Linked DNA regions of Mus musculus: regions 1, 2, 3 and 5 are each linked to region 4. A link is a loop called in an ENCODE intact Hi-C map of the cell type or tissue named here. Cell type or tissue: gastrocnemius. All regions are shown on one strand.

Region 1 (5,000 bases), 110 kb before region 4:
TGTATTTAAGATCTATTATTTCATACTAGGGAAGAAAGTAAACTCCAAAATAACACTGGTAAGAAAAAAACAGCAACAAGAGGAAAAATAAGACCTGTATCAGCCACACTCTCTAAAGGAAAGAGCCTGAGATTTCTGTTGGGAATGCTGGTCAAACAAAGAAAAGCTCTTTTCTTTAGAGTCACTAAGCTGGTTGAATATCTGCCTGAGGATAAATCTGTCTCCTTTAATAAAAGAAAAGCAAGAACCAGGAAATACAGAAATAGATTTGGGGGTGGGGGGAGTGTTATGTAAATACTTAAATTTATCAACACTAAAGCTTTTTAGAACAAGTGTTTAAAAACTCAAGTTTCACATGTTTTGGTCTTTTCTCATTTCCGACTTAGAGTTATAACAATAAACAATTATTCACAGATCTATAGATCTAGTAAGTATACATTAAGTAAGATTTAAGGATTTAGGAATTTAAAAACTTAAAACAAAGAATGTTTAAAAGAGTAAACAGTATATTTTATTGGTAGAAAATAGACCATGGAATACCTGGGTATAATCCTAACCCTGCAAATATGTAATGTAAATTTGGCCAAGTAATCTTTGGGCATCTAAGAATATGATACTATGAGAGAGTGTCAGAACAAAGGCTCTAATCTAGAATCCTGTGAAAAAAATTGTTACTTTGTTAATTTGATTATATACAATCTATTCTTCATGAGTTAATTCTCCTATGTTTAGTGTCTACTATTTAGTAGGTTCTGCATTAGGTACTGAAAAGGCAAGGATGAATAAGACTTTACCCCAAACATCATAATTTAGCAGTCTAGCAGGGAAGGAAAATAGTTGAACAAATAGAGCATTTCCTTTGTGATACATAAAAAAAAGAGTGAAAAATAGCTCAGAAAGCGACCGTGCCCGTGCAGAAAGTGTGGTAAATTGCTTGGAAGTAGCTTGCCAAGTCAACAGAAAGAAGAGGATAATTCTGAAGAAGAACTTAAAGGGCTTTAACAACTCAGTACTGATGGAACACAAAATAAGCCGCGATGCCAATGCAGTAAGGTTAGTGCCACTAAGATTATAGTGATCCGTATGCTGGGCTGAACAGGATGGACTTCACACTGTCTCAAAAGGGCAGAACTTCAATCCCTTTTTAATGTACTAATTTTTAGGTCGAATTCAAATATTCATTTAGTAGTAAAGCTTTTAAGTAACAGAGAAGCAATTTATTGAATTACATAATTATGCCATTTAAATAGTGTCAGGGGGCTGGAGGATGGCTCAGCATTAAGAGTACTTGCTTCTCTTAAGAAGAAATAAATAGAGTTCTCAGCACTCATCTAAGGTGAGGCTCACAACTCTAACTCCAGCCCCAGGGAAGCCCACACCCTCTTCTGGGCCTCTTAAGGCCTGTACTCCTGTGCACACGCTCAGATACAGACGCATAAATAAATAAATAAATAATCTAAACAAAAGAAAACAATCTCAACTATCTGGCAGTGTTTAGAAGATTGCAACTAGCACCTCATAACTATCTGGCGAATAAATTATGATAGTCTATCTGAACAGGATAAGCATGGCTCTTAAAAATGTATATTCCTAGACTGGCAGAAGTATAAAAGCTTTGCCGTGTCTCAGGAGGACATAACTTCCAATTCTCAAAAATAAGACATTCGTCCTAATGATGCTATCTTTCTTCTTACATTGTTATCAACGATTTTTTTCTTTCCCACTTCTTTTCTACTTGAATCTTTTGTTTATTCAAACTTACATACCCAAGCCATAACATAGTATAGCACCTTTCCCAGTGTTGTCCAAGTTTGTTGTTGTTGTTTAAGCACCACAATATGTGTCAGCTTTAAATTCCTAGCGTCTTCTCATGTTCTACTTCTTAAATACTGTCTCACAGCTGTTTCAATCGAAAACATTAGACTATCATTATCCTGCTCACTGTCGCCACCTTAAGCCACATCTTCAGCATGAAACCTAACCTACACTAGCAATGTCTTGCTCCCTATCAACTCCCACAAACCTCATAACAATAAGGGAGCATATAATTTTTAATAATACTTAAGTTCAGATGAATTCGGTGTGAAGAGTCTTGTTTCTTCTATTAAGAAGGGTCCAAGCAACACCCGGCATTGCAGACCACAGGTCACACATCAAACTAATACTTTCTGTTACCTGTCTATTCCTATGGAAGATGAAGAACGATGGATGGATAACTGGGAGGAGGGACTACTGGGGACGGAGACTTCACTTCCCATTGGGATGCTATTACCAAATAAACTAAAAGACAGTTTGGTCCTTCCAGGAGGAAAGGCAAGACGGACTTCCAAGGCTTGCTAAGGAATTCTCCAGCGCGAAGACACAGAAAGAAATCACCGTAAAGGAAGAGTCTCTCGCTCTTTTGGAACTCACCTGTCAACAGCGGTGTGGACGGCGCCATCTTGTCCCGGAAAGAGAAACCCACGCGCTGGGGTGAGAGTTCAAGAAAGGCCGAACCCGGCCTCTACACGTCTCCCCAAGCGCAAAGTCTGCGAGTCGGTGTTTCCGGCGCCGCCAGCCTCGGGGCCAATCCACGTCTGGTTCCCGAGCGCGCACGCGCAGCTCTGGCTCCTCGTTTTCCGGAGCGGGGAAGAGCCTGGCTGCGGTGGCGGCCGGCGCTCGCCCTCCCTCTCCGGAGCGGGCGGAGTCCACACTTCCGCGGGGCGGGGTCTGCCCAGTGCTGACGTTGGCAGCCGAACCCGAACTAGTTCGAGGTTGCCGGTTGCACTGTCCGGTGGTTGGACTCTTGCCTCTCGGCCCTGCGGCCCGCTCTCCCCGGCACGCCGCCCCAAAGGCTGCTCAGACCGCCGCGATCGGCGGCTGCCGGTGTTCCAGCGCTCCGCGTCCCGGCCCAGTGGCTGTAGACGGCGTAGGCACCGCGATCAGAGCCGAGCCTCCCTCCCGGTGGCCCGGGACCGGCGAGCGAGCGAGTCCGAGAGGTTCTTGGGGCAGGTGGCGCTGCGAAAATGGTCGCCAAGCAGAGGATCCGTATGGCCAACGAGAAGCACAGCAAGAACATAACTCAGCGCGGCAACGTCGCTAAGACCTCGGTAAGGGAAAGTGGGCACCCCGCTCCATGTCGTGGCCGGGAGCCGAGGCCCGCGCCCCGCGCCCGGCCGGGGCCGCGGCGAGTTCTCCCCAGACCCGCCTGACTCCGGACTCCCGCTGCGGTGGAATCTGGGGTGGGGGGAGAGATCTGTGAGTCGGCCGGCCGGCCACCTGGCCTGGGGTGCAGGCCTTGGGAGCCCGGGATCCGAGAGTGCTTTCTCTGCATTTGAAACCGGGTTTTTTCTTTTTGCAGAGAAATGCCCCCGAAGAAAAGGCGTCGGTAGGACCCTGGTTATTGGCCCTCTTCATTTTTGTTGTCTGTGGCTCTGGTAAGTGTTTGGGGGGCTCTCGCGGTTTGGAATGACGTGGATGAGTGGCGAGTCCTACCTACCCGCGTGGTTCTCAACCCACCTGCTAAGAGAATTGTTTCTAGTGAACTGGATAACTTGTACCACAGAGGGTGGTGCCCCAGAAATTTCTCTTACCTTGATTTATGCTCATTGAAGATCAAAAAGAGAGAGAGAGAGAAATTAGATCTTCCTAATGATCCCTTAGAAGAAATTAAGCACCAAATATCTCTGATTTGCATTGTAACTTTATTATCGATAGTGTTGCAAAAAACTTAGCGAACATCGTGAACATCTGGATACTAGAACAGGACTGAACGATACCAGTACCTAAGGTCTCTATGTCAAAAACTAAGTATATAAAGTAAGGGTAGTACAAAGAATTGATTTTCTGTAGAGGAAACATACCTGCTGGGATATTTAATGTATGAGACAAGTGTTTTCAGGTAAGATTAGTTATTAAGACAGCCTGGTTTTAAGATGATAGACTCTTGCCCCTGCGGATGGATGTATTACAGACTGTCCTCCTGCTCTGCCTGCTGCTTTAATAGACAAGCTGCTGTTATTGAGACAGATGCTTTTATTTGCCGCATTCTACAGTTCCTGAGATTTTCATTTAACATTTCACTTTGCCTTTTTTCTAAACTTAACAACCGGAAGCTTTCTTGATATGTGGCCAAGAGCCAACCAGTTTATGTAACACAAAAAGATTATTGAATTTCAGCTGTGTGAGAATGAAGAAATGTGCATGTGTTAGGAAACCAGGCCTTTAAGGATATGTTGGAAATAAATTAATAGTAGGAAAAACGTGTTTGTTTTGGTGCTTTCAAGTTATTGCTAAAATAATTTCACATCTGGAATATCTCTTGTACATCTTATAGGTAAAAGTCAAGGAGCTGCAATTAAGGAAATAATTTGAGTTCGATGTGAAGCTCAGCTGCAGCGTATTTACCTATCATGCATCAGGCCCTCCCCGGGTCCCATCCCCAGTACCACGAGATAATAATCACTTCAAGGCATTGAATTGTTTAATTATGATAAACCTGCTTCACTTTTTTATTAGCGTAAAGTTAGATTAGCATTTGTAACTGACTGTACGATCACGCTGGAGTCTGCAGCTGCTGTAAATAGATGACTTTTAGTTGAGAGGCCTGTTTTCTTCAACTTGTTTTAATATTTGCTCTTTCTCTTCACAGCAATTTTCCAGATTATTCAAAGTATCAGGATGGGCATGTGAAGTGACTGACCTTGAGATCTTTCCATTCTCCTGTGAATTTTAACTTGAACTCATTCCTGATGTTCGATGCCCTAGTTAAAAACCATTGAGTAAATCGGCCTGCCTCAGAATGACTTTTCATATCCGCCTTCATGTGTCATTCCAAGGTGTCTTCAAGAGTCATTCCAGGTTTGCTAGTCCATGCCACAGTGCCTTGCAAAAGCACCACATGAATAAAGCAATAAAATTTGATTATTAAGTTCCAGTAGTAGACCATACTTATTCAGTACAGAATGAGTTTTATATGGTTATTAAAACATGACTAATTAGATTAAATCTGTGTAGACAGG
Region 2 (5,000 bases), 240 kb before region 4:
AAGGGCACTGTCACTATTGGTGACAGTGCAAATTACCCATCACCCCAAAATTCTTCCTCTGGGAATTTATCCTTACGCACTCTGAAATATGTAGGCTAAGACTTAGCTATAGAGATAGTCTCCAGATAGCTCTTTAACAGTGCAAACATTCAGAAACAAATTCCTCCAAAAGAGGAGAAGTAGTTAAAGATAGCATCATCATAATGGGTCACCACTATGGTCCACATTGCCATACATGTACTGGCATTGTGTGAAAAGAACCTGGTATTCCATTTATTAAGTATTAGCCAATAAAGTAAGCTATATGCTCAGGTCACATCACACAAAACACAATATGAACGACTGTGACAATATGTCCCTTCACCACTATCACACACACCCCCAAAAAAAAGTCCTGTAGAATTGTTCTTCAATTAGAATTGCCTAGATGAACTCCAAGACAGAGAGTTTAAAAGAAAAATTATAAACGTGGTAAAATAATTCAAGAATTTTACAGAGGGCATGAACAACTTGGATGACCTTAAAGAGGAGAGGGATAAATTCCTGATAAAAGTCCAAGAAAATACAAGCATACCGTTGAATGAAATGATGGAGTCTGTATTAGTTACTGTTCAGTTGCTATGATAAGATACCATAACCAAAAGCAACTTATACAATGAAAGGTTTGCAGTTTACAGTTCTGGAGGATAAAGTGAGAGTCTGTAATGGCTGAGGAGGCATGACAGCAGGGGGCCAGAGCAAGAAGCAGAGAGAACCATAAACATGAAGCAAAGAGAGCAAGCTGAAGCAAGACAAGGCAATAATCTCACAAAGCAAAACCCACGCCAGTGATGTACTTCCTCCAGCAAGGCAGGCTCCACCCTCTAAGGTTCCATAACCTCCCCAAACAGCGCCACCCACTGGGCATCAAAGAGATGACCAAATACATCCAAGAAGCTACAGAAAGAAAAAAGAAACTAACTGAAACACAAAACAGATCTAAGGACACAAACTGCAAAATGCAACAAAATAAAAATACCTGGCAAAATGACTGCAACCACAACTCAAAGATAACTTTAGATAGCAGTGGTCTCCATTCCCCAGTCAAAAAGAAAAAAGTCCACTGATTGGGACTGAGAAATAAAAATCCATCTTTTTCTTGTCTACAAGAAATACATCTGACCTTCAAGGATAAGGGCCGCTGTAGAATGGAAGGGCAAGTAAAAGGTACCTAGAAAAAGTAGGCATTGCTATCATACTATCTGAGGACATAGGCTTTAAACCAAGTGTCTCAGAAGAAATAGACTTCTCGCTCTAATCAAGGAACAGTTCACCAAGAAGACGTTATCATCCTAAGCATCAATGCTATAAACTCTGGCACCTCCAAATTAATGCAAAGCACACAGCTAGACTTCAGGACACAGATCAACCCAGATCAGTGATATTAGGTGATTTCTGGACTCCACTCTCTCCTCAGACAGGCCATCTGGGCAAAAATTAAATAGAGAAGCATCAGAACTAAACATCATACATACATAGTTATATAGATCTAACATAACTACAGAGCATTCCACCCAAACACCCAAGAATACTTAAATCAGCAGCCTATGGAAATGTTTCTAAAATACACTACATCCTGGGACAAAAAAAACAAATCTCAACACAGAAGAAATGTATAACATCATGGAGCTTATGTGACCGCAATGCATTAAAGCTTAAAATCCACGGGGAAGTGTGGCCCTCACCCTCAGCAAAGGAACTTCTTTTTGCAAAATAAGGAAGCCACTACAGAGATCAGCAACCGGTCAAATGCAGAGAGCAAGTGGGTTTGGGGTGCCCAGCCCCAGTTGGTATAGCTAAAGCACAACCTCATCATGGAAAAGCAGACAGAAAGTGTACGATCCAGAGGGCCAAAATGCTGCTTTCTAGAGATAACAGAGACATTATGTTAGAAATCTCACCAAGATAGTTGCTAGACCAAGACCTGCATGGCGACAACACCAGTCAACATGGATGGGGGAAATCTCACAAGGCCCCATCCTTACAGGAAGAACTACAGGCAGCCAATGTGAGGGGAGCAACCAGTTATCTCCAGGGACCCTGATATGTTACCCATTCTCAAGTGGCCAGTCCTAAACGCATGTACATATAAGCAACTAAACAGATTCAGCAGGATCTGTGTGTGTGCCAGTATGTGTGTGTACATGTGTGCGCGCATATTTGTATTTATATAACAAAAGTAATTATAGGAGAAAGGGTCATGAATTTGAGAGGGAGTGGGAGAAACAAGGAAATAATGTAAATATACTACGCGTGTGTGAAATGCTCAAAAACGTGAACATTTTACATTGAAAAGAAAAAAGGTCGCTAAAGACCATTCTCTAGGTCATAGCAGGAGAGTCCCACTGTTCCAGGACAGCATGGTCATACTTGCCCCTCTTTTCCCAGCTTCTGGCCTTGGCGCAGTGCAGTCCAGCCTCACTAGGATACACCATTGCAAACTACTGGTGCATAAAGGTGACAGCATAGTCCCTGGCCTCGAAGGACTTGGAGTTTGGGGGAGGGGATCACAGACACTTTCCAACGGAAGCTCGGCAGATTTCGCGGGGAAGCCCTAGGTTTGGAAGTCTCCTGAGTGCTCCAGAGACAAAGCGCAATGTTGAAGCACCCTCTAAGACAGCACCTCCAAGTGAAGGCTACCAGATCTGAGCCTCTCACCAGAGGAAAACTGCTCACAAGATGTGCCAAGTGCGCCTGTGGGAACTGGACCACAGAGATGGTCTTCTGCCGTCCTTAAGGCAGACGTGTGAAGACAGTGCTGCAGCTGACCTCCAGAGTAACTTCCTATAGTACTTCCCTCCCATAGAATATCACACTGTATTAAAGGGCGAAATTTCACTTTTTTTTTTTTGTACTATCCTTACCGTCTAGTCCTATGTGTTGAAGTTTTAGTGCAACAGCATGCTGCCCCCTTCTGTTCATCTGTATTACTACATCCTGGCGTAGTGGGTTGAGGCAGAGCAGAGGGTCTAACACCCTCTCTTACTTCACAGAAGGGAGAAAAGAACTAACAGGTGATGAAACTGCCAAAAGCATACAGATAGCAACCATAATAAACTGTAAGATGTAATCCATTATTCTTTTTATCTTTTAAGAATAAAAATGGTAAATTGTGGTTAGGATAAGAGGTAAGGTTCGTTACATATCCTCATTTAATCCTCTCAATGTCCTAGAAAGGGAGAACAACTAGTTTCTCTAAGGTTGGATATAATTTGAAGGATGAAGACAGAAAATATCACATCAGAACACAGGCCGATGACATGTGATATGTACAAAGGATTCTGGGACATAGTATGGCATGGAGATGGTCAGCACTCTTTTGATGTTATATTAGCTGTTGTTAATAATGTCTGGCTGGGCGTGGGAAATGCAACTTAAAGTGACTGAGAGATTCATCTCGCCCCAGTTAGCATGGCTCTCATCAAGAAAACAAATGACAGCAAATGTTGGTGAGGATGCTGGGGAAAGAGAGTCCTTATCTACTATCAGGAACACACTTTCTCCTGTGGAGTTCGATATAGAGATTTCTCAAAAAGTTAAAAATAAAGCTATCACATGATCCAGCCCGTTCACTTCTGGCCACACACACAAAGGAATCTATATCTTCCAACAGAAATGTTTGCATATACATACTCACTCCTGCCCTGCTCACCAGAGCCAGGGAGTAGAATCCACTCAGATGCTTCTGAACTGATGAATGGACGTGTAGTGCGTGCACACATTAGAATTTGCTCAGCTATGAAGAAAACATGAAATCTGCGGGTAAATGGATGGAACTGTCCCCAGAGATAAGTGCTGCCCGTTCTCCTTCATTTTTAGATCCTAGTTTCAAGGTTTTAAATTATGTGTTCGGTTTTATGTGTCTGCAGTAATCAGGAAATTAGAAACGCCATGGGGGTGGGAGCAGGCTAGGCCTTGAGGGTGGAGGGAGTAGTAAAGCACCCTGAGGCCGGGGTACTGGGTGGTTAGAGGATTAAGTAGGGTGCCTCAGTTACTTTTCTTTTGGGGGGTTTCGAGACAGGGTTTCTCTGTGTAGCCCTGGCTGTCCTGGAACTCACTTTGTAGACCAGGCTGGCCTCGAACTGAGAAATCCGCCTGCCTCTGCCTCCCAAGTGCTGGGATTAAAGGTGTGCACCACCATGCCCGGCTCTTTTGTATTGCTGTGATAAGACACCATGATCAAGACAACTAGGTCTTTCTAGTTTGTAACGTAAAGACTGTGCCAAATCCTGGGAACAAGATCAGACGACCACAAGGGGGCATCTTTTTCTGTCAGGGAGGGTATCTAAGCTGCTGGTTACACAACTAAATGTTTTCTCCTTTGGCATTTCCATTGAAGCTCTGCTAATCACTCTTTTTAAACCTTTAAAAGCACCAGGTTTTAATATCAATTTGGGAGTGAGAGGGGAGAAACACTATCAGGAACTTCTCTCCAGAATAAAACAATGTTGTTCATTCCTCCACATGTCCAAATTAAAGGTCTACTGAAACCAAAATGAAAATCCAAACCCCATACAGAGGAAAAAAAAAAAGATACTAAAATTACATTCTAGGGGGTGAGTGCATTCCGCAGTCTTTGCTGGACTGTCTAATTGTCCTTAGGCTGACTTTTAAAAATTAACACCCTAACTCATCAAAATATACATTTTTCCCATTGCCTTTTGGGGGGTGTCTTAGTCAGGGTTTCTATTCCTGCACAAACATCATGACCAAGAAGCAAGTCGGAGAGGAAAGGATTTATTCAGCTTACACTTCCATACTGCTGTTCATCACCAAAGGAAGTCAGGACTGGAACTCAAGCAGGTCAGAAAGCAGGAGCTGATGCAGAGGCCATGGAGGGATATTCTTTACTGGCTTGCTCAGCCTGCTCTCTTATAGAGCCAAGACTACCAGCCTAGAGATGGCACTACCCACAATGGGCCTTTCCCCCTTGGTCACTAATTGAGAAAATGCCTTACAGT
Region 3 (5,000 bases), 370 kb before region 4:
CTTACCTTGAACATAAATAAGAAACAATAAGTATATATTATCAACTGTCATAATTACTATGAGACATTACCATTCATTCATTCATTCATTCATTCAATTTTTCTAGTCTCCGTGTCATTTTTGACCAAAATATCTGAAAACAGCTTAAGGAATTCTTTTTTTTTTTTTTTTTTTTTTTTTTTTTTTTTTTTTTTTTTTGCTCATTGTCTCATAGGTTTCCAGCACGGTAAGGAAGCTAAAGCCGAACAGAGAAGTTCATATCAAGATGGACAGGATATTAGAAGGGGTCAGGGAAGTACACAGCTTCAAGGATACATGGTCAGTGATCTTCCTCCACCTTGATGCAATTTCCCAGTTTCCAGAACCTCCCCCAAATAGCGCCCCCAACTGGGGGTCAAGTGTATAATATGGATCTATAGGGGCCATTTCCTTCCGTGTACCAGCCGCCTCCTACGTCTCGTGGGGTTTATGCTTTCCTGAAACGATGGCATGAGTCGAAAACCCACCACACTGATTCGAAACTGAAAACTGAGGTTAGTGTTTAGAAGGGAGGGAGTGTGGTATGCCAATCTTATTTTAAAAACTGGGATAAGGCATCTCCTAAGAAGTCAGCTTAGGCTGAGCAGAGGTAACTGGGTGACGAGCTGGATGACGAACGAGTGGGTATGACGCTCTGTGGAGGGTTTGCCAGAACAAAGGAGAAGCCAACAGGACCGATGTGCAGAGAACAAGGTGCAGAGAGGGTGAGAAACAGCTGGACTGGCAGGCAAGGCACCACATGGCATTCTACACTAGGGGGCGCGAGGATCTAGAAGGATTTTAATAGGCCTGGCAGGATTTGCATTTTGAACAAATGCCTTGGTGTGAAAACAGACTGGCAAGAGCCCAGAGTGCGTGCAGAGACTAGCTGGATGGTTGTCAGGACTGTGTGGCTGAGGATGATATGAGCAGATTGAGGGCAGTTACCGGAGACTGACTTTGTTCCCTCGCTAAAAAGAGGGAGGAAAAGGTAGGTATGTAGAGAGCAGAGGGGAGAGGGAGACTCTCTTCCCACTGGCTAGAGTTAGTTTGGACTTCACAGGGCCTGAACCAATGCTGAGGGACATGATAAAAATCAAAGGAACTTGCATGATGTAAGACCTCTAAGGGACCTCTCAGAGGACAAACAGACCTTATATAAAATATAGGCATTTCCAGCATGGTAATTGTTTAAGTTTACATTTGTAAATATTCTGGTCTGACATTCTTTGGGAAAGAGGAAAGGGAGAGAGGGAAAGACAAGGGAGAGAAAAAGAGAGCGAGGAGAGAGAGGGAGAGAGGAGGAGGAGAGAAAAAAGGAACTTAGAGAGGAGAAAGGGGAGGCTGATTTTACGTGGGGGGAAAGGCTTCCCAAAAACCCACAGGAGTCAGTCTGAGCAGCAGAACACAAGCACTAGTGAAAGAGAAGTCACGGTGGAAACAAACAGCCCAGACCCTAGAGGAGGTCAGAAAAGCCCAAGTGCAGCAGTGGTACACTTCTAGGTGTTTCCATCTGGCTTGCTACTAGTCTGTGTGTCCATCCGGGGTGTGGGTCAGTGGTGGAACATTTGTCTCACATCGCATTCCATCCCTACCACTCAAGGGAAAAAAAAAAGCCCGACTTCAGGAGAATAAATGAAAAAACAGATTGCAGAAATGCATCCTGTCGCACATCCCTAAGGCACCATTAGTGGTCACCAGACACAATCTAAATAACAGGTAGTTTTAGTAAGTGATTGTGTTAAAAATCAGAGAGGACCAGGTTTAGATTCAACCCATTATTTTCAGATTATCGAGTTCCAATTACTTTAGTAACTTACTTATTTATGAGGCATAGGGTCTTATGGATCCCATCCAGGCTGGCCTTGAACTCTCTGTAGCTGAGGCTGGCCTTGAGGTTCTGCTCCTCGTGCCTTTGCCTCCTGACTGTGGGGATTACAGACAAGTACCACCAAGCCTGGTTTATAGAGTTGGAGATTTGACCCGGTGTTTCATGGATGCTAAGCGAGCACTCTGCCAACTGAGACATACCCTCATCTCTACAGTTTAATCATATTTAAAATATTCATCTCATATATCTTTCCAAAAAAGGACTTGGGGTGGATGGTATATGCTAAACTTCCACAAAACTTTGTGTCATTTTCTTTCCTTCGGTAACTGAACGACGAAGAAAGTGTTTTCAGTGCTGTCCACAAGGTGGTGCTATGAGAGTGGTATTTTCAATCGGATTATCAAGTATAATTATCTAGGTAAAGGTGAGCAAGTTACACACACACAGACATACACACACACTAAATGCATTTTTAAAATACAATAAACCCATGCAATAGAATATTTTCTGAAATAAAAAGGAATAACATATGTAGATGACCACATTGTAGTTGGCTATCCCATAGATGACCTTGAAAAAGTATGCCAAGTGAAAGACCACACATCATACAAGCTAGTATATATTAAATTACTATAACAGACAAAGGTAGAGGATAAACAATGATTGGCTGTTTCCTAAGGTTGGAGAAAGGGCAGAAATGTGGTGTGGGGGGAGGATTGGAACTGGTTATGGTCTCTTTGGGAGTTGATCATGACATTCTAAAACTGGGCTGAGACTCAAACCCTGCAAGCATTCCCTGCTACACAAGCCACCCTTGCCAGGGAACCAGGTAGATTGCAGATCTTCTCTCCCTCAGGCCCTCCATGCCCAGTCCCAGCGCTGCAACCCTCCACCTGCTGCAGCCTTCCCTCTCCTTCTACCTGCCCACAGCTCTTGTGGATCCCACAGACCCTCCCCTTTCACCTCTGTTGGCAGTTAGTCTAGGCTCCGCCCCACAGTTACCTGGCAACAGCCCGGTGTACCTGACTTACTATATAAAGGGCTGCTTGCCCACTCCTCTCTCTCTTGCTCTCTTGCTCCTACTCCTTTCTCTTCTCCTCTTGCTCCTGCTCCTTACACTCTCTCCCCATCCCCCCACCTTTCTCCACGTGCTTTCCACATGCTCATAGCCTGCCTCTACTCCCTTTCTCTCTGCCCTTTTCTGTCTCTACTACCCACTCAACTCCCCTCCCCATGCTCAGAATAAACTCTATTCCATACTATGCCATCCTGTGGCTGGTCTCTCAGGGGGGACGGGAAGCCTCGGCGTGGGCCCACGGAGGCATTTCCTGGCATCTCCTTTCCCCCACACCATACTGAGCCTCCACCAAACATATTCCTTCTTTCTCTTTCTTTTTATAAAACACAACAACCTCCCTGCCAAACTCATTGCTTTATTCTAGCCCCTAGTGCCAGCAGCCTCACCACCTCCAGCTAGCCCAAAGGCAAGTCCTGTCAGGAGAACAGGTAGCCAATCTGCAATCTTCACCTTTCCTACCTCTCCTCCAGTCTCTAACCCCACAGTCTCACACCCTGCTGTGGTCTCCCTTTACCCTCTGAACCCATCCCAAGGAGATCACAAAGATCTTCTCCTCCCATGTTCCCAGCCTCCAATGCTAGCAGCCATTCCTGAGCACATGCCTGCTGAGCAGGTCAAGGATACAGATTCAATCCACTAGTCTCAACACCAGCATGGGAACAGAACTTCTCTTCACTGTCTATCCCCTTTGCAAGGAGATCAAATAAATAGATCCTGATTGAACACTTCACTCTCCCTCCCTCTGTAAACCTTTCTGGAGCCTAGTCCCATAAGTGTCATCTCCTAATACCCTAAAGCACATGTGACCTGAAACTTCCACAACTATTAGGTCCATAGAAAATGTCCTACAAGGCAATACGCAGCCACCACATTCTCTTAAAATCCAGAGAGGAAACAGAAACCAAGGAACAAAGCATCTATGAAACAAAGGCAAAACCAGAAATCACCTAGACCTGTAATCATACACATCCCAGATGCTCAGATGCCACTGTAAAAACACAATAATACTAGGAGCAATATGTCTTCCAGTAGAGCCCAACACTGCTACCACAGCCAGCCCAGGATATTCCAATATACCTGACAAACAGAAAAAGACTGAAAACAGCCTGTATGTAGATGATAGGATCCCTTAAAGGAGAAATGAATAGAGCAATCCAAAAAAAAATCAAACAAAACAAAAAACAGTAGGAAGAAATGAATAAGCCCTTTAAATAAGTCCAAGAAAACAAACATAAAAAGCAAATAAAACTATTCAAGACCAGAAAATAAAAGTGCAATCAATAAGAAACCCCTAACTGAGGAATTCTAGAAATGAGAAATTTAGGAATTCAAACAGGAATCTGCCAAGGCCTGTTTCACCAACAAAACACAAGAGATGGAAGAGAGAATCTCAGTCGTTGAGGGTACATAGAATAAACAAAGAAAAATGCTACATCTAAAAACTTTCTGATACAAAATATCCTAGAAATCTGAGACACTATGAAAAGACCAACTTTAAAAATAATAGGAATAGAGGGAGGAGAAGAAGAAGGAGGAGGAGAAGGAGGAGAAGGAGGAGGAGAAATACAAGTCAAAAGCACAGAAAAATATTTTCAACAAAATCATAGAAGAAAGGAGATAAAAGTACAAGAATATAAAACATGGAATAGATTAGATCAGAAAAGAAAGTCCCCTTGCCACATAATAATCAAAATGCTAAACCTACCAAGCAAAAGAAGGAAAAGTAAACACTGAGAGGAAAAAAAAAAAAAAAAAAAAACCAAGTAACAAATAAAGTCCGACTTATTAGCATTACACTTGACTTCTCAATGGAGACTCTAAAAGCCAGAAGGGCCTGAAGAGATGTGCTGCAGACTCTGAGACCATAGATACCAGCCCAGATACCTATACCCATCAAAACTTTCAGTCACCATAGAGAGAGAAAATAAAACACTCTATGATAAATCCAGACTTACGCAACATTTACAAATCCAGCCCTATAAGAATTTCTTGAAGGAAAACTCCAGTCTAAAGAGGTTAACTACAACCATGAAAACACAGGGAATAAATAACCTCAGACCAGCAAAGTCAAAA
Region 4 (5,000 bases):
ACTGTAGACGTTGTAAACTGTAAAGTGTGTGAAGAGGAAAGATGTACTTTCCATTCACAGTCATAGGTTTTATGTGTAAAAGAAGAGATTGGGGAAAAGTCATAATTGAAGAGAGACAGGACAGTGTATAGATCAAAGAGGGTAAGTGAAAGATAACTTACTTAGAAAATAGAGGTTGCTGCTAGCTAGAAAAGATAAGGTGCTATTGACCACCATCAAAGGTGAAAGGTAAACTCCACCTTCCTGTTATATGTGGCCCTACCCTTGAAAATAGGAGCAACTAGAGAACAGAGGGGGTTTTGTTGTTGTTGTTTTGAGTTGCTCATGAAGTCAGTTTTCTTTCTTTCTTTTTTTTTTTAATCCCACTAAATGTTTCAGTGACCGGCTGGCCGACTAGCACACTTAAGAACACTGAGTTCTCAAGTGCAACAGATTTCCCACAACTTGACTACAAAAATCATGAATTCTGAATCACAAAAAACAGTGATGAATGAATTCCAGTCAGCATTTTTAAACTAGCAGAAATATATATATAAAATAAAACAAGGATAACTGGAAGTCAAAAGTTAAGGCTGTGTGAGTCTAAAATGCTGAAGAGAAGCTTTATTATTTCATGGTAGTCTTCTACATAACTAACGATTCTAGATCATACCAAATTCTGACCCTTTTAGCTCCTAAAATTAACCTCTCTCAAAAACATACAATGTAAGAAGATACCCAACTCTTTCCCTGTAATTTTTAATGTAGTGTTAAACTGCAATTAAGTTTTTAACAAGGTTGGAATTATGTAATGTCAAAGGTCTATGTGACAGCTCCTAAAGAACAAACCAAAAAACCCCCTACAATTCCTAAGTAGGCCACAACCAAACACCACCACTATTGAATAGTGTAGTAATACACTAATTTTTACCTAAACTATTAAAAAAGCAATCCTTACACTCTAGGTAGAGGGAGTTGGTTACAGACATTTCAAAACTCTAGTTTTTACTACTGTTTAAGCATTCCACACCTCCCTTTCCTACACTAAAGACTGATAGGAGAACATCCATTTTCCCAGTACTTTTTCTTTGCTTTTTTTCCTCTTTTGCTTAAACAAAAATATTATCTTTGAAAAGTTACTGGGAATTCTCACGACCCCCTTCTATAGACTCACTTAGGGATAGTCAAAGCTAGACTTCACATTTTATCATTCTCTCCAGTCTTCCAAATTCACTGATGGAGACTGCTTCTATTCCATCACTTCCCTGCCCCCAGGAAAAGGCTTTCTGGTTTTCAGTCTTACCAACTCAGGCAAAACTCTACCATAAACATTAAAAAGTAATTTACTACCTTAGAAAGGGACCCTCTTTCTTACTGAAGGGGGGGGGGGCAATACCAGCTCTCATCTTCAAACTATTAAGCTGAAATACATCAATCATGTTGAATCACTATCCATTTAATTGCTTAAAAAGAAAACAAAAACAAAACAACAACAACAAAAATCCCGTGACTTTTGTCTCCTTACTTCAAAACTTTGAATTGATTTTTACCAAATTTAAGTTTTAAAAATAAAGACCCTAAGTGGAAACAAACTCCCCAAACTGCATCTTAAGATATTTGGGGCAAGCAACTCTATCAGATATTCAAAATTTAAAAAAATGTACATACCTGTCTTCATCACCATCAACAGGAATAGCTATGCTGAATACAGAGGTGGCCAGACTGTTCATAGGTGTTAACTGAAGAGGGTTTGTCAGGGCATCTGCAACTGGAGGCTTCACAACAGGCTTACTTTCAGCAATGAGAGAAAGTGGTGCTTGAGGTAGGGGTTCTGATTTTCTTCTAGTATCGTCAACTTGCCCGACTAAAGGCTGGGTCTGAGTCTGAAACTGGCTTAGGTCAGACTGTGGTAGACTTGTTGGTGCACTGTGTGTGCCTTGAGCTAAGGGTGAACCAACTTGCTGGATGACGCTGCTGCTCCGGCTGACTGGCGTATGGCTGCTCAGCTGCTGAGACTGGCCCAGAGGCGCGGGTACATTTGGCATAGTAACAGAAGTGGTGGGCACACTAGGCACGCTTGGAACGGGTACCGCTGCAGGCACGTTTGGAACTCCGGGCACCACGGTGTGAGGACCACCAGGCACGGCTGGCAGCTGACCACTGCCACCCATCTGCTGCGGAGGCTGCACGGGCTGGGGCTGCCCAACCCCAGTAAGCCCGGAGCCTGGCTGCACCACGCCTCCTAGAGCAGCTGGGGCCACTCCGGCCGGCTGACAAGGAGCGGCCTGGCCTACAGGAACCGGACCCGGGGCCACAGCTTCACTGGGCTGGGCGGAGGCGCCCATCATCTGGGCACCCAAGGAGGAGACGCTCTGGCCAGACCCCAGAGGAAAGCTGGCCGCGGAAGCAGAGGTGGCGCTAGCGCTGGTAGACAAGGGCTGCGCAGGGCTTGGCGGCTGCAGGGCCACGTGCGGCGGCAGGTACTCACTCTGGCCGGATGGCTGCATCGGCAACAAATGCCCGGGTGGTATCTGAGGCTGGGGATAGGCGAACTGCTGTGACAACGAGGAGCCGCCGGCCGGGCCGGGCTGAGCTGCCAGGGCCACAGGCTGCGCCAGGTTGACATTCGGCGGCGGCGGCAGCCCCTGACCGACAGGCCCGGGGAGGGCGCCTCCGGCCACGGCTCCCTGGAGCTGGGTTGGCTGAACGGCTGCTGTCATTGGCTGCGGCCCGGTCGCCGCTCCCGGGAACGGCGGCAGCGACGCCGAACTTGGAGCCACAGCCCCACCTACGGGCGGTGGAGGCTGCGGCTGCCCGACGCTGAAACTCTGCGGCTGGGCGAGAGTGGGCTGGCTCATTTTCTCCGACGGGGGTAGCTGTGACACAGCAGTCAAGGAGCTGTCAGTTCCCGAGTCCAGCCCGTGCGCCCCCTGCATGGAGGCCACCACCACCACCACCGACCCTCCGGTGGCTCCCAGGCCGCTGTCCCGCTCCGCAGTCTGCTCCAAAGTATTGCTGTGTCTAATGCAATCCCCGGACCTGGTGAGGACGCTGCTATCCGAATCCCGCTCGTAGTATTCCATACACGTCCATCGGCCGCGCCGGTACGGCTCCCCGCTCCCGTGGTCTAGTTTGATCACGCGGAAACGCGAACTACAAGTGGCAGGGGGCTGAGATGGAGTTGCACTACTCGGCCCAGGAGTGGACACCGAAGCGGCGGCCGCCGCCAGGGTCTGGGCGAGTGCCCCCGCCACGCTCCGGGCCGACACGCCACCGCCGCCTCCGTTGGCGGGCGCAGCTGAAGCGGCTGCCAGCTGCCCATCCAGGATGAGGTTCGGGGACACGGTCCCGGGAGTTTCCGCATCCCCGACATTGTTGAGCGTCTCTTCCGAGGAGCTACGCTCGCACACCTCCTCCGGGCCGTAATCCGTGGCCCGGGAAACGTCGAAGATCTCGGAGGACACGTCCTCCGTGCGCGACTCGTCCGGGTCGTCCAGGCTCTCGGTGTCCTCGGTGATGCTGGTGGCCACCTGAGCCGTGGTGACACTGGTGATCTGGAAGCAGCTCTTCTTCTTGGCCGGCATCTTGGACATGGTGGAAGAGGCTGGAGGGCAGAGGCTCCTCTGGGACCCCACCGGAAACCGAGAAGGGCCGAGCACGGGCCCCCAAAGACAAAGTCCGAGTTCGCGCCTGGGTCTACGGCCCACGCCGCCAAGTCACGGGCTGCTCTGGGCGCCGGCGTCTCGGCGCGACATCCTCCTCCTCCCTCCTCACCTCCCGCGGCAGGGGTGCCTCAATTCAACTCCTCAGCGACGGCCCGAGCGTGGTCCAGGGGCGGGCCGGCTGCTCCAACAGCTCAGCCTCCGCGGTCAGTCCAGCCCGGCGCTCGGCGCGGTCAGCAGGCCCGGCTGGGGGTGGAGCGCAGGGCGCAGGAGGCGGCGGCGGCGGCGTGAGGGGCGGTTCTGCCCCGCTCGGGCTCTCCTGGCCGGGTCCCGCGGCTGCTCCCGCGCGGCGACGCGGAGGAAGAAGGCGGAGCGGCGAGGCCGGGACCGGCGCTTCCTGACGGACGGGGCTGGAGGTCCGCGGCGGGAGGCAGCCCTCCGTCCCGGGCTCTAGCCCGAGCGCAGTCCGGGGGCCATGCCGGCGGTGGCGGCGGAAGCCCGCTCGGGGGCGGGGAAGGCCGGCAGTCTGGCCTCCCTCAGGGAGCCACCCGCGGCGGCGGCGGGCCCGGCCTCCTCGCGGCTCTGAGGCGCGTGAGGGGCGGCGGCGGCGGCTGAAGGAACGGCAAGCGAGCGGAGGTGCTCGGCGGCGTGAGGGGAACCGGTGGCGGCGCCTTCCGCTTCTCCGCGGCGCGGCCGGCTCGGAGACTCCGGAGGGAAAAAACAAAACAAAACAAAACAGAAATTCAAACTGCTGAAGCAGCGGCTGCAGCTCCCTCCACTCGGCCAAGATGGGGCTGAAATGGCCGCGCCAGGGATGCTGGGAGGAGCAGCAGCCCCGCAGCCGCTGCCGCCGCAGACTAAAATGCCGCCGCTGCCGCAGCCACCGCCAGCGCCGCAGCCGCCGCCGTTCCGTGACGCGCCGGCGTCGTGACGTCACCGCCCCGCCCCCTCCGGTTTCCTGCGGCTTCGCGTGGAGGCTTGAGGGGGGTTCGTGGGCGGGGCCAAGGGGGTAGAGAAAAGGGAGCGGGTTCTTTTATTTAAAAAATTTTTAAATTTAAATTTCCACACTGCAGGTTCACTAGGAGAGGAAAAGCCAGAAGACGGTTTTAATTTGTAAGCCTGGGGCATCGCATGGTTTAGGGCCGGCGTGTGGCGATCCTGGATGACTGGAGGTCATGTGCTCGGTCTAATGTTTAGCATAGTCTTAGAGGAACCTGGGCGATAGGGGAAAAAAGTAGGGCGATCCAGCTGCCGAAGAGGTGCATAGCTGGAGAAAGCGAACCGGGTTAAAAGTCCTGAAAATATATGTTAACTAGGATAGTGGGAGAAGTGAGATTTAAGAGAAACGAGGGTGACTAA
Region 5 (5,000 bases), 74 kb before region 4:
AACAGGTCATTTCCCCAAATCACCCTGAAGTGTGGTTCTCTTTTCATGGCACTCCATGGAACCCACTCCAGGGAACACACAAAAGCTGCTACATCACCCCTTCTCAGCTCAGAGGAGCTCAGAGAAGAGAACGCCAGCCTTTCACCCACGACAGGATTGTTACTCTCTCCAGAGAAAGTGTGCGGCGAAGGTTGTGATTCAGACACCAGAAAGGAAGCAGACCCTAAAGGCAGGTCTAGCTCAGGGGCATCCTCAGACAGAAAACCAATAAGAACCACAACAGCAACAATAAAAAATGTCTCCAAACTGTGAAAGAGCACAACAGCAGAAATAGCCACCATCTCATATCAATCAGAGTGGCCTACACCCCAATGGTAAACATGCCAGGAAATTGCATGCAAAGTTTGCTCTAAACTTCTAAGCAAGCGTCCTTTTAAAGACAGACCTCTGGAGTGGGGAGATGGCTCAGCAGGGTAAGAGCACTGATTGCTCTTCCAAAGGTCCTGAGTTCAAATCCCACAACCACATGGTGCCTCACAACCAGCGGTAATGAGATCTGACACCCTCTTCTGGTGTGTCTGAAGACAGCTACAGTGTACTTATTTATAATAATAAATAAATCTTTGAGATAGAGTGAGAGGGGCCGACTGGAGAGAGCAGAGGTCCTAAATTCAATTCCCGACAACCAGATGAAGGCTTACAACTATCTGTACAGCTACAGGGTGTACTCATATACATAAAATAAATAAATAAATCTTTAAAAAAAAAAGACAGACCTCTGACAGCCCATCTCCATAAACAAGTAGATCTCATGGTATTTTCACACCTTCTATGTCTTCCTTCTACTCTGGCCTAAAGGGTGATTTCTTTCACTGACTTTAGTCTTATCACTCTAACACCAAACCCCTAGGCTGCAACCCATCCTTCAAATGGTCTTGGCTTCTTGCTATTTCTTTCATAGTTCAATTTCTTCCTTTTAATAAAATGACTCGCTGCTTAAAAAAAATAAACAAACAAAAATCAAAGAACAACAGCAACAAACTCCCTCTCTACCTAGATACTGCCATCTGCCTTAATTCCTCAGGTGCCCTCCTCCAATATGCAACCAATGTCTAGCACTGTCTTCCAGCTAATTAAACCAACACCTACGCCATTGCCTTTATTGCTCCCAGTATTCAAGTTGCCCCTGACAAACAACCTTTCCTTGATACAGTTCTCAGTTGGACTAGACATTATGATGGACATAGATACAAAATAAGTGGGCTGAGATTGGCTGCCTTTGCTTATTATGATGCAATGGTCCTGGCATATCAAAAGGTGAATCAACCTTTGTGGGGGTGTTTATCTCCTGGCCAATGACCGACAGGTCTAGCTCCTTTAAATCTTAAGGGATGAGACAATAAAAAAATAGTCTGTAATGCTCTGATCTCTAGGACAGGTAAGTGTCAGAGGTAGAATTCAGGTTTTATTCTTTTCACCAGGAGGATGTAGCTTCTCCTTCATGGGCCTCAGCAAAATCCTGATATTTCCATCTTTTCCTTCAGTACTTTGAATTCTAAGAAAGGGCATTTGTCAAGTCTCTCTTTCCAGTGTTACCAGGAAAGTAGGAGACGTTGCCTTAGAGTTATTCACTGAAGGCCTGCTCTTGGGCTGGAAAGATGGCTCATGGGTTAAGAACCAATTCTGAACTTGTAAAGAACCAGACTTCTATCTCTTCCTCCCATGTCTGACAACTCACAAGAGCCTGTAACTCCAGCTCCAAGGGATCTGATGTCTTCCTTGGGCAAACGCACACGGCCCCCACACAGGCCAGTATGCATAAAGATAATTCACAATAGAAACACATCTTCAACCATCTAGCATTATGTAAAAGGACATCATCATTATATCTATTTTTCAGAGGGGAAAGAGGTGGGGTGTGGCAACCCGTGCCTTTCACCTATACTCTTGTATAGCAGAGGCAGGTATATATCTGTGAGTTTTAGGCTATCCTGCTCTACATTGTGAGTTCTAGGACCGTCAGGGTTATCTAGAGTGACTCTGTTTCCAAACACAAAAAATATCATGCTGCCTGTTACAATATGATAATGTCTCCGCTGTAGTCTTTATGCAGTAATTAGCTACACTGGGCTCTGATTGCTTTGATCTGTTCATCTGTTTTTGAGGTATTGGATAATACCTTAAAATTTATTCAGGTGAGTTTCTCTGGATGTAATAATCCAGGATTTCTCAAACTTCATAGAGCATACACAATGTCTGGGAGTTTTGTTAAAAATGCAAACTGTGATTCAATAGGTCTGGGATAGACTTGGAAAGCTACACTGTAGTAAGTTCCCAGGTGATGCTGATGCTGTTTATTGTAAAGCAGCTGGAGAGTAGGAGGGTGACAGGCAATCCTTTCCATGCATCTCTTCCAGTGTGGAAACATCAACCTAAGAGTTTATTAGACATTACAGCACGTACCTGTGATCCAGGCACTTAGGCCATTTCCAGTCTAGCAGGAGGATTGTTGAGAGCCTGTGAGGCCAGCCTGGATCACATAAGTATTAGGCCAGCATGCCTTCCGAGCAAGACCTGGTTGCAAACCCCAGCCCTCCCCAACAACAACAACAAAAAAGATCTCCAGAGGAACTGAAACGAGGGCTGTGTTCTGATTTGTAACCACCAGGTGGAGACCACACAAAACTAAACCATTTCCTGCATTTTGTGTGTGGTGCTGAGTTTGAACACCTTAATCGACATTCGGACTTCTCCTAAGTGCCCTCATTGTGCTGACCGCATAGTACCAAACACTTCATAGATTTCAGACCGCCTACAACTCAAGGCAGATGAGAATCATAGCATGATCGAGTCAATGACCTTAAAACTAAAAGTGAGCTAGAGGTAACACACTGCCGTGCTTTGAAAGCTGAGGCAAGAGTAGTGATGGAGGCTGATGCAGGGCCGCGTGCAGGGCCGCGTGCAGGGCCGCGTGCCGGGCGGCACTGCAAGACTGGGTTTAAAAAAAAAATGAGTAAAACCCAACCGAACAAAACAAAAACTCTAACATTAAAGTTGAGATACATGTATACTCTGAGCCTAACAAAGTAAGAATATTTCCATGTTACATTACCATCACTTACGGTGTGTATAAAATGAACAGCAACAGGGGGAGGAGGGGAGGAAGAAGGTGGTGGAGGGTGAAGGGAAGGAAGAAACATGGGGTGGGGCAGGGAAAAGGAAGGGAAGGAAGGAGGGGGAGTTCTGGTGCCACCAAAATTGAAGGATTGTCTCACCCTGGGGAAGCTACTTTTTCTTTGTAACTTTAGCCTAGCTGTCTTTTGAAGTGAGATATTCAATATTCACAGTCAGGTTACCTTCCTTGATAGACTCTTTTCAGGTAGGGGTTTCTTCCTACACAATATGTGGAGGTTATAGTAATCAAGTAGCCATATAATCACTCTGAACATTATTACCAGTTAAGCTTATTGTCTGTGTGGGTGTGCTGGCGTCTCATGCCTGCGTGTCTAAAGAGCCTCGTGAAGACGTTCTACTGACCATTTCTCTCCACAGAGCAAAGACAGAATTTCCTCTGTGGGAATCACTGGGTAACAGCAGATTCTGCTCTTTGATTCTAAAGAGATCTAAAAGTTCAGCCATGTTGGCTCATCAAATGGTTATGTCTGACGCTCACTTCTCTGTCAGGAGTTGGATACCATGCAGCTCAGCACTAAGACAAAGGTCTCCCTGAAGCTCTTATCACTTACGTGTCCCCTTCATGCCATTGGAAGTGGAAGTAACTGAGGTGTTGGGAGCAACCTTAGGAAAAACCCATCTTGTAGGGATTTCGAATTGCTGCCGTCGTTGACGTGTCTATTAGCTCGTGTCATACGAAAGTTGGTAGCTCTTTTGACAAAAATCGTGAGTTTAAAAAGTGGAGAATAAGAAAGAAGGAGCTGTCGGGTGGTGGCGGCGCACGCCTTTAATCCCAGCACTCGGGAGGCAGAGGCAGGCGGATTTCTGAGTTCGAGGCCAGCCTGGTCTACAAAGTGAGTTCCAGGACAGCCAGGGCTACACAGAGAAACCCTGTCTCGAAAAACAAACAAACAAACAAACAAACAAACAAACAAGAAGGAGCTACCTTCCTACCTACTTTTGAAAAAGCAAACTATCTTATGGACAGTCACGTATGCAACTGTGGACCACTTATTCAATCTAAATGTCCAAGTCTCAGAGATACAGCATACAGCCCGAGGGTGTGTGTACAGTGATTCTTCAGGGAGCTGGAAGAAATACCAGGAATTTTATTTACTTTTTCCATCTGAAATGTTGGAAACTGTACATGGGTCCTGCAACAAGTGTTCTTAGCCCTTGAGTCACCTTCCTAGCTCCCTAAACAGATTTTAAAAAACAAACAAACAAACAAACGTCTGGAGAGATGGCTCAGTGGTTAAGAGCACTGGCTGCTCTTCTGGAGGTCCTGAGTTCAATTCCCAGCAACCACATGGTGGCTCACAACCATCTGTAATGAGATCTGATGCCCTCTTCTGGTGTGTCTGAAGACATTGTACTTAGATATAATAATAAATAAATCTTTAAAAAAAACAAGGTAAGAAAAATTACTGACTTTCACTAGTGTTTGATAGATTAGTGACAGAATATAAGCTTATAATTTGTCATTGCACAATTATAGGGGTAACCCAAGTGAAAATACTTCTCTCTTTGGCATATGATGACTGATGAACACTTACAGTTTCCACGTGCACTGCATGCTGTGAACCAGAGACATAACACAACTGAATGGTTCGTTTTCTCTCTCTCCCCCCCCCCGTCCCCCCCCCCCGTCCCCGTCCCTGTCCCCGCCTCCCTCTCTCCCTCCCTGCCTCCCTCCCTCCCTGCCTCCCTCCCTCCCTCCCTTCCTTCCTTCCTTCTTTTCTGGAGCTGAGTATAAAATGTGGCTTCGCATATGCTAGGCAAACCATCTCCCAGACCTTCGTCCTCAGCCTGCAGAACTGAAATTC

What was found. Peaks named below come from ENCODE experiments on the same cell type or tissue, not always from the same donor. Only the 100,000 strongest peaks of a DNase experiment are listed, where the experiment ranks them.
Region 1: a loop joins it to region 4, with 5 times the contacts of the local background. A loop is called at or near these places in 12 of 42 quality-filtered maps.
Region 2: a loop joins it to region 4, with 2.9 times the contacts of the local background. A loop is called at or near these places in 3 of 42 quality-filtered maps.
Region 3: a loop joins it to region 4, with 2.9 times the contacts of the local background. A loop is called at or near these places in 5 of 42 quality-filtered maps.
Region 5: it touches region 4 in a loop (8-fold over the local background); 16 of 42 quality-filtered maps call a loop at or near these places.

The regions. Positions count from the first base shown.
Region 1 is chr3:58,523,499-58,528,498 of GRCm38, reverse strand. Serp1 (stress-associated endoplasmic reticulum protein 1) reads left to right here and starts at 2,615. Exons shown (of 3, transcript NM_030685.3): 1 at 2,615-3,089; 2 at 3,341-3,416; 3 at 4,631-5,000. The coding sequence starts at 3,006. The coding sequence ends at 4,671. Eif2a (eukaryotic translation initiation factor 2A) reads right to left here and starts at 2,678. Exons shown (of 14, transcript NM_001005509.2): 1 at 2,413-2,678. The coding sequence starts at 2,440. In gastrocnemius, a CTCF peak has its summit at 2,927; DNase peaks (open chromatin) are centred at 2,610 and 3,148; H3K4me3 peaks cover 3,245 bases; H3K27ac peaks cover 2,771 bases.
Region 2 is chr3:58,653,399-58,658,398 of GRCm38, reverse strand. It overlaps the pseudogene Gm8234. Among named protein-coding and RNA genes, the nearest start is that of Erich6, 19 kb to the right of the region's middle. In gastrocnemius, CTCF peaks have their summits at 901 (motif pointing left), 2,960 (motif pointing left) and 4,290 (motif pointing right); DNase peaks (open chromatin) are centred at 872, 2,952 and 4,282; H3K4me3 peaks cover 544 bases.
Region 3 is chr3:58,781,865-58,786,864 of GRCm38, reverse strand. All of the region lies in intron 8 of 4930593A02Rik (RIKEN cDNA 4930593A02 gene), which reads right to left. Among named protein-coding and RNA genes, the nearest start is that of Gm40059, 41 kb to the left of the region's middle. In gastrocnemius, CTCF peaks have their summits at 789 (motif pointing right) and 2,213 (motif pointing right); DNase peaks (open chromatin) are centred at 846, 1,532, 2,211, 2,798 and 1 more place.
Region 4 is chr3:58,414,261-58,419,260 of GRCm38, reverse strand. Tsc22d2 (TSC22 domain family, member 2) reads right to left here and starts at 4,541. Exons shown (of 4, transcript NM_001081229.2): 1 at 1,648-4,541. The coding sequence starts at 3,572. In gastrocnemius, a CTCF peak has its summit at 2,788; DNase peaks (open chromatin) are centred at 2,145, 2,764, 3,922 and 4,559; H3K4me3 peaks cover 5,000 bases; H3K27ac peaks cover 4,522 bases.
Region 5 is chr3:58,488,657-58,493,656 of GRCm38, reverse strand. No RefSeq gene overlaps it. Among named protein-coding and RNA genes, the nearest start is that of Eif2a, 35 kb to the left of the region's middle. In gastrocnemius, a CTCF peak has its summit at 2,659 (motif pointing right); a DNase peak (open chromatin) is centred at 2,635.